2 separate regions of the Homo sapiens genome follow, and region 2 is linked to region 1. Evidence: read pairs that join two places in POLR2A ChIA-PET (ENCODE). Cell type or tissue: Caco-2. All regions are shown on one strand. Each heading gives the region's core, and the rest is flanking DNA. Links, peaks and the distances in the headings are about the cores only. Region 1 overlaps PSMB7 (proteasome 20S subunit beta 7). Region 2 has its middle 120 kb from the start of LHX2.

Region 1 (4,390 bases), core at 225-4,224:
GGGTGTCTGTTAGGTAATTTATACTACCCTCCCCTCACCCTGAAATTGTGCAGAAACCAAGAAATGATAGGAAGTTGTACTAAATAGATATTTTAAAATTCCACCTAGTGGTACAGATTTTTAAAAATATTTGCAGTGAATATTTTATCTGTAGAATGTGGTCATTCTCGCCGTCATTGTCACCCTGTCATGTTAGAATGTAGTTTTTCTAGAATCAGAACCTTGGTGATAACAGAATATTAAAAAGACATAAAGACTCATTAACTTTGGTTCCTTGACAAATACACTGGCTTTTAACTCAGCTGAATGGAATTAGGGGATAGAGCGGTAAGAATGGGCTGGGTGGAGTGTGCACACGTGGGCTCTGAAGAGGCCTGGGTTGGAAGATTGATTTTTGCCTCTTGTGTAACCCCTGTAGCCCCAGTTTGTAAGATGTAAAACTCACTCTCATGAAATGGCCTGAAGTTGGTACTTGAAGGGATCATTACGAGGACAGTGTTTGTAAAATGCTTATCAGGTATAACAAGAGTTTACTCTCTGAGTCTCTGACTACCTCTTGTCCTGAAACTTTCAAAGAAAATTAAATTGCTTTTGATTTCTTGGTCAGTTTCAGTTAAGATTTACAATCAACAAATGGCCAGATGGGAAAATTAAATGATATCTTTTTGATTGACATACGGGGTGGCCGAAAATAATTTGACTGATTCTGTTTGCTGAGAGGTTTTATTACATGTATTTTAGGGAAATGTCAATGTTTGGATGTAGTTTTGATGCAGTGAATTTGATAGCTCTTTGCCGTGGGATTCGATGACTAGATTCTGTAGTAGAGGAATTCATCAGGATGTGTTTAATTTTACCAAATGTAACAAGCCAGATGAGTGTTGGAATGTTAGGGTAGCATAATTTAAGCAATATATTTGCAACTGTGAAATAATTTTAGAGGTAAAGTACTTTAAAAAGAGAAACCCGCAAGTGATTTATAAATTAAATTTACTTAAAGACTTGATGGTATCATTTGTATTTTTGGAGACTGGAGGTTTTGTTTTCTTGGGTGGAAAAAACCAAATCACCTTAAAGCGTTGTTTGGGTAAATGTGTGGAATTGGGTACTTGGCACAGAGCCTGCACACAGTAAGTCTGCCTTCTTTTTCTGTGTCTTTTTAGAATATAATTTTTGGTGAAAGAGAATAAATGAAAATGTGGTACTTACACTTCTCACCGAAATGGCGGTAATTCTACATGGAAGATGTGCATATGAACAAAGATTTTATGGCAATATGTTGAATTTCATTTGCAGTATGATGGCCGCTGTCATAATTGATTTGCTTTTAAATGGGGGTTGAGAAAAAGAAGTACTAAGTTCGTATCAGTTGCCTATCACATTGGTAGCCCTGAAGCCTTTTGCCTTGGTAATCGTGTTTGTGAGTGTTGGAGATGGGTAGGATCAGGTGAAGTTAGCATTCATTGTGGATTTCCTGCACTGCAGGCACCGTGGCCCAGCATCTCCTGTGCATGACACTTCGTATCATCCTCATGACCATCCTGGTGCTTGGGGGTTTTAGGTCCTCCTTTGCAGATGGGGAAATTGGAACTTAAAAATGTGGAGTGACTTTTATCACTGAGGTCACACCGCTGGTAAGTAACAGGACTAGATTCATATCTTTATTCTGTCAAATTCTTTGCCTCTGTCAAGCATTGCCTCCCCCGCCCCCCATGACCACAGTCAATATAGTGACTATATTCATCAGTTCCAGAGCCCTGAAGCTTCCTTATGCCTTTTTGAGACCCCCTCCTCCCACCTAAGTAACAGAGAGTTTATCCGAATGCTGTGTATGCCTGGAGGTCTCATGGAGAAGTATCTGCGTTAGCTCCTCCTGGTGCAGTGGGGGGAAATAGAATCATTTCTATTTGGGTGGGTTGATGAGAAGTCAGCCATTGTCTTCTCATCAACCACCAGAAAAATAATTGCCAAGAAGTTATGAAAGGCCTTTGTGTAAAGGCTGTGTTTGTTCAGAGGGGTGGTCAGCACCTATGACTGAGGCTAGAAGTCCAGGTGGCACCCTCCACATCTTTCCATCCTGCACTTTCACCTGGCTGCTGCTTCCTCCTCACCCACATCTGCTCTGCTGCTGATCCTCCTCCCTGGCCCTGCTGCCCCGCCACCATCTCTCATTGAGAATATTATCATCAACTCCTCTCTGGTCTCCTGCCTTTGGCATTTCCTCCCCCACGGCTTCCCTGTCGTAGTTTCAAAAAGCACAAGTCGAACTATAGTTATGTGTTGCTTAACGACAGGGACACATTCTGAGAAATGCATCCTTAGGTGATTTTGTCATCACGTGAATGTCATAGGATGTACTTACACAAACCTAGATGGTCTGGCCTTCTGCACACCTATACACTATGGTGCAACCTGTTGCTCCTGGGCTGCAAGCCTGTACAGCATGTTAACTGCGCTGAATACTGTCAGCAGCTGTAACACAGCAGTAAGTATTTGTGTATCTAAACATATAAATGGAGAAAAGGTACTGTAAATGTATAGTATGAGATAAAAAATGGTGTATCTGTCTAGGGCACTTACCATGAATGGATCTTGCAAAACTAGAAATTGCTCTGGGTGAGTCAGTGAGTGGGTGGTGAGTGAAGGTGAAGGCCTAGGGTGTTACTGTACACTACTGTAGACTTTATCAACACTGGACACTTAGGCTACACTAAATTTACACACAGAAAAATTTCGGTAATTACCGTAACCTTTTTACTTGTTTGTAAATTTTAAAAACTTTTGGACCCTTATAACGCTTAACTTAAAACACAAGCACATTGTACAGCTGTACAAAATATTTTTCTTTATATCCTTAGTCTATAAGCTCTTTTGTTATAGACTTTGTTTTTTGAGACAGAGTCTTGCCCAGGTTGGAGTGCAGGACATGATCTCAGCTCATTGCAACCTCCACCTCCAGGTTCAAGCGATTCTCCTGCCTCAGCAGCTGGGACAGCAGGCTCGCATCACCACGCCCAGCTAATTTTTGTATTTTTAGTAGAGATGGGGTTTCACCATGTTGGCCAGGCTGGTCTCAAACTCTTGACCTCAGGTGATGCTCCTGCTTTGGCCTCCCAAAGTGCTGGGATTACAGGCATGCACCATCATGCCTGGCCTATAAGCTTTTCTCTATTAAAAAAATTTTTTTTTAATTTTTTTACCTTTTAGATGTTTTGTTAAAAACTAAGGCACAAACACACACACATTGGTGTAGACCTTTGCAGGGCCAGGGCCATCAGTATCACCGTCTTTTGCGTCCACATCTTACCTCACTGGAAGGTAGAAAGTGATAGTAATCTCTCTCTCTTTCTCTCCTTTCTCTCTCGTTTTTTGAGACAAGGTTTTGCTCTGTCTCTCAGGCTGGAGTGCGGTGGCACGATCACAGCTCACTGCAACCTGAACCTCCCAGGCTCAAGTAATCCTCCTGCCTCAGCCTCCCAAGTAGCTGAGACTACAGGTGCACATCACCACACCTGGCTAATTTCTTTTATTTTATAGAGACAAGGTCTCACTATGTTGCCCAGGCTGGTCTCGAGCTTCTGAGCTCAGGACTCCCAGCGTTACAGGGTCACAGGTGTGAGCCACTATAGCCAGCCTGGAGGAGTTTTTTTAGCTTCATGATAATTTTATGGGACCACTGTTGTATATGCAGTCCGTTGTTGTCCAAAATGTTACGTGGTACATGACTGTACATCATTTTCCAGGTAGAAATTTTTGTGTCTTCCTGCTGCTTAGCATAAAGGGTGGGCTGTCTGTATAGCCTGTGAGGTTCTCTGGCAATCAGCCACACTGAACTACCTACTCGACCACACCTTTCTCCTTCCCATGTTCATGGCTCTCTTCCTGCCTACACGTCTGCCCTTTGACTTGGCTACCTTTCACTTGTATTACAAGACCCTGCCCAGTCTCCATCACCTGCACCCCACGAGACCCGTGTCCATCTGTGGCTCCTTTGTCAGGCCTGTCTCTAGCTAGCTCTTACCTCATTGTAATGAGATTATCTCCTTGTTTCCCCTTCTGGGCTCCACAATTCTCATGGGCAGGCTCTGTGTTCAGGCCTGTCTCCATTGTTCAGCACAGCGTGTGCGGTGTGTTCATAGCAGGCCGCTCGTGATGCTTGCTGAGCTAAGCTAACCTGGCCGTTTTGCAGGAGTTTTGCATCATTTGAAATTTGCCTCATTTTGGCCATCTTTAAACTTCCTAGAACAAGAGCACTCTGTACTTCCTTGGATCTCCTTCTGGTTCTGCCTGGGCCTTGTCAGGCTGTGGAAGAAGGATCATGTCATATAACACAGTGCCTGTGATAGCCTTCCCACATGTGCCCAGCATCTAGCAGTGGTTTTGTCCTATC
Region 2 (4,390 bases), core at 255-4,254, 230 kb after region 1:
GCTGAGTGAACAGCATTGCCAGCCCAGGACCCCAGGCCAGAGTTGGGACACATCCTTGACTTGTCCCTCCCCTCTCTTTCTCAGCATCCCATCCATGCCACTCCCATCTCTCAGGGTCTCCCATTTGTCTCCATCCCAAGCTGCTTGTTGTTGTTGTTGTTTGTTTGTTTTTGAGACAGGGTCTCGCTCTGTCACCCAGGCTGGAGTGCAGTGCAGTGATCTCGGCTCATTGAATCCTCTGCCTCCTGGGCTCAAGTGATCCTCCTGTCTTAGCCTCCTGAGTAGCTGGGACCACAGCATGAGCCACCATATCTGGCTAAATTTTTTTTTTTTTTTTGACGGAGTCTCACGTTGTCACCCAGGCTAGAATGCAGTGGCGTGATCTCGGCTCACTGCAAGCTCCGCCTCCCGGGTTCACACCATTCTCCTGCCTCAGCTTCCTGAGTAGCTGGGACTACAGGCACCTGCCACCACGCCCGGCTAATTTTTTGTATTTTTAGTAGACACGGGGTTTCACCATGTTGGCCAGGATGGGCTCAATCTCCTGGACTCGTGATCTGCCCACCTCGGCCTCCCAAAGTGCTAGGATTATAAGCGTGAGCCACCTCACCCGGCCTTTGATTTTTTTTTTTTTTTTTTTTTTGTAGAGATGGGGTCCCACTGTGTTGCCCAGGCTGGTCTCGAACTCCTGGCCTCAGGCAATCCTCCAGCCTCAGCCTCCCAAAGTGCTGAGATTACAGGCATGAACCACTGCACCCAGCCTCCAAGCTACTTTTCCTGTCTAGCTTTCAGCCCTCCGGCCGATGCTGACTGCTGTGGCTGCTCCACAATGGACAATGCATGCCCCCTAGGGATCCTGACAGAATGCATGCTCACCGCCTCCAGGCACAGTGCTGAGCACTTTGCCCATATCAACGCCTTTCATTCTCACAACCACATGAGGTGGATGCTATTAGGACCCCATTTTCCAGAGGAAGACCTTAAGGACCAGGGCTCACCTGTCAATTGCCGGATGTCACAGTGACATTAGTGATGAAGACAGGACTCAAACACAGGCAGCCTGGATCCAGAGCCCAAAGGCTCCACCCCAGGCTTGGAGACAGAAAATGAGAGATCTGGAATCAGACAGATCTCTCACAGCAGCCGTCTGCGAGCTGCATGGCCTTAGGAAATTCACCCCATCTCTCGCTCTCTTCTTTTTTTTTGAGACTGAGTCTCACTCTGTCCCCTAGGCTGGAGTGCAGTGGTGTGATCTCGGCTCACTGCAACCTCTGTCACTCTGGTCCCAGCGATTCTCGTGCCTCAGCCTTTCCAGTAGCTGGGATTACAGTTGTGTGCCTCCATGCCTGGCTAATTTTTGTATTTTTAGTGGAGATGGGGTTTTACCATGTTGGCCAGGCTGGGCTCGAACTCCTAACCTCAAGTGATCCACCTACCTTGGCCTCCCAAAGTGCTGGGATTACAGGCGCGCACCACCATGCTTGGCCTCACTCCATCTCTTGAGTCTCAGTTTCTTCATCTGCATGGTGTGGGTGCTGATCTTGTCTCGGCCTGTGGAGAAGGGAAGAGGAAACTATGCACATAAAGGGCTTCCATCCTGCTTGGCACAGCATGGTACTCAGTGAATGTGAGCTACTATCTCATCGCTGACTGACCCTTCCGCCTCCATCTCCACTCCCATGTACCACCCAGCAGGCTGAGTCATCTTCCTAAAATCCCTTAATTATTCCCTGATAAAAACCTTCCACATCTCTCCAAGGCGCCTCATTGCTTTCAAGATAAAATGCTCTCTCTTGACCCCGGGATTCCGAGCCTTCCTGACATGACCAGCTCATTCCCCACCCTCTCCTTTCATGCCTTACCCCCTCCCCTCCTGCTCCTGGTCCTCACTTGCCTTTCTCTGATGAGCCAGGCCCCTCAACACCCTTGTCTCTGCACATGCTGTTCCCATGCCCCGGGAAGAAATCCTCTACCATGCCCAGTAGGCTATCTCCAGCTCATACCTCCTCAAGTTCAAGGTCACCACCTTTGTGGCTTCTCTTCTCTCCCCGCAGGCGGATCAGCCAACGCGCTCCCCTCCACTCCTGCCTTGTAATGTCTTTACTATTCTTCTTGCCATGTCAGCTGGAGTTGGGGTTTCTATGTCCCCTATTAGAATATAAGCTTCTTGGCCAGGCGTGGTGGCTCACACCTGTAATCCCAGCACTTTGCAGGGCCGAGGCAGGTGGATCACTTGAGGCCAGGAGTTCGAGACCAGCCTGGCCAACATGGTGAAACCCATCTCTACTAAAAATACAAAAATTAGGCCAGGCACGGTGGTGCATGCTTGTAATCCCAGCTACTTGGGAGGCTGAGGTAGGAGAATTGCTTGAACCCGGGAGGTGGAGGTTGCAATGAGCTGAGATCACACCACTGCACTCCAGCCTGGGCAACAGAACAAGACTCTGTCTCAAAAAAAAAAAAAAAAAAAAAAAAGAGAATATAAGCTCTTTGAGGATGAGACCATATGGAAATGAGGCTGGAAGTCCCAAGTAGCTCTAATCCCAGAGTCCCTAGATGCTCTCTAGCATTTCTGTTTGCCTGGAATGCCTGGGGACAGAAAAGCACATGCTCAGGGAGGAAGCTGTGATACCGAGGTTGGGAATGTCCTTCATTGGAAGACACCTCTGAGCAGCATCCATCTAGCTCACAAGGCCCCTTACTCTCAAAACTGCTTTCCCACCCAGATGCAAACTATCTCCCCTGGACACAGCTGATGAGACTATAGCTGGTAGCCCCAAATGACCTGGTCTCAGCATAGAATCACAAAAACACAAAACCCAGCCATTACACAGTAATTTTAAAAGAGTCTCAGGGCAGGTGTGGTGGCTTATGCCCGTAATCTCAGCACTTTGGTAGGCCAAGGCGGGTGGATCACTTGAGGTCAGGGATTTGAGACCAGCCTGGCCAACATGGTGAAACCCTGTCTCCACTAAAAACAAAAAACAAAAAACAAAAAAAATTATCTGGGCATGACAGAGCGTGCCTGGAATCCCAGCTACTCGGGAGGCTGAGATAGGGGAATTGCTTGAACCCAGGGGCGGAGGTTGCAGTGAGCCGAGATCACACCACTGCACTCCAGCCTGGGCGACAGACTGAAACTCTGTCTCAAACAAAACAAAACAAAACAAAACAAAACTGAACTGAACTGAACTAAACTAAACTAAACTAAACTAAACTAAACTAAACTAAACTAAACTAAACTAAACTAAACTCAGCCTTTACTTGAATTTCAAGATCGTTAACAAGGGTCCAGGTTAGAACTCACCACAGTACCTTCCCCCGCTCCCCTCTGCTTCCCCATCTCTCACCCCACACTTGGACTTGGGCCTCTAGAGCCAGGCGGCCACTCCAGAATCTTGATCTGGGCTTTGGGGGTGGGGATTCACACACGGAATCCCCACGTTCCCCGTTTCCCTTATTGTTTTTCTCTTCCTTCTTCTTCCTTTATCTCAGTTCTTCATCGCATTGATCTTAGCCTCTCTCCTCTTGCCCTCCCCTTCCCTCCCTCTCTGGGCTCCTGCCTCTCTATGCCTTTCTTCCAGTTCATCCTAACTCAGGAGGTGGGAGCCCGGGTGGCAAAGGGCGGATGGAGTGGGGGGCGGGGTAGGGAATGTACATGACATTGGCACAAGAATAAATATGGCGCCCAACCTGCACATAGGGGACTGGTCCAGGAGCACCCAGCACTGCCTTCTATTACTCTTATTCCTAAGCCTCACATACAATTTGCATATCATTATCATATTTATCCTCAGCTCTTGCAGCAATCCTGTGTCACCTACATAGACTCCAGCATGCAGAATGACCCCAGAGGTGCGTGTACACACGAGCACATGCACCCAGGCACACGTGTCCACATGGACAGCGTCCGGCAGCACACAGGCGTGAGCCCCATGAGAAAAGCTTCACTAGTGCAGACAAGGGAAAGGAGCACCGCCCTGCAGCTCCCCAATGTGGTCCTCCATGACCCCTGGCCTCCCCTACCCTCCTGCACCACAGCCTGCCCCTGCTGGAGCCCCTTCACCCTCTCCCTCCCGTATATTTTTTCTTTGTGCCCTTTCCTGAACTCAGCTCTGCCACCAGGCTCTGCAGGAACCTTATTTTTACAGCTTCAGGGAGGAAACTCTCGGAGAGAAGGGATGGCTTTGCTAAGAGGGTAGGTGCGTAATGCCCTGAGCCACTGCCAGCCCAGTTCCCAAGGGGCAAGGTTTCCCCGCCTCAGCTGTGATGGTGGCTCTAGTCAGCCAGGACCAGCCCGGGGACTGCCCGAGGGACCTTCCTGGCAAGCTGGCTCAGTGCCACTGCCCAGTCTCCCCTCACGGACGGGAACACCCTGGGCAGGCTCTGG

The links. Peaks named below come from ENCODE experiments on the same cell type or tissue, not always from the same donor. Only the 100,000 strongest peaks of a DNase experiment are listed, where the experiment ranks them.
Region 2: POLR2A ChIA-PET joins it to region 1 with 8 read pairs; 2 of 35 experiments call an interaction of 5 or more read pairs at or near these places.

Annotation. Positions count from the first base shown.
Region 1 is chr9:124,364,896-124,369,285 of GRCh38, reverse strand. All of the region lies in intron 6 of PSMB7 (proteasome 20S subunit beta 7), which reads left to right. Among named protein-coding and RNA genes, the nearest start is that of PSMB7, 48 kb to the left of the region's middle. In Caco-2, for the core only: no CTCF peak of the experiment used is centred there; no DNase peak of the experiment used is centred there.
Region 2 is chr9:124,130,358-124,134,747 of GRCh38, reverse strand. No RefSeq gene overlaps it. Among named protein-coding and RNA genes, the nearest start is that of LHX2, 120 kb to the right of the region's middle. RefSeq lists a silencer at 2,956-3,168. In Caco-2, for the core only: no CTCF peak of the experiment used is centred there; DNase peaks (open chromatin) are centred at 827 and 1,827.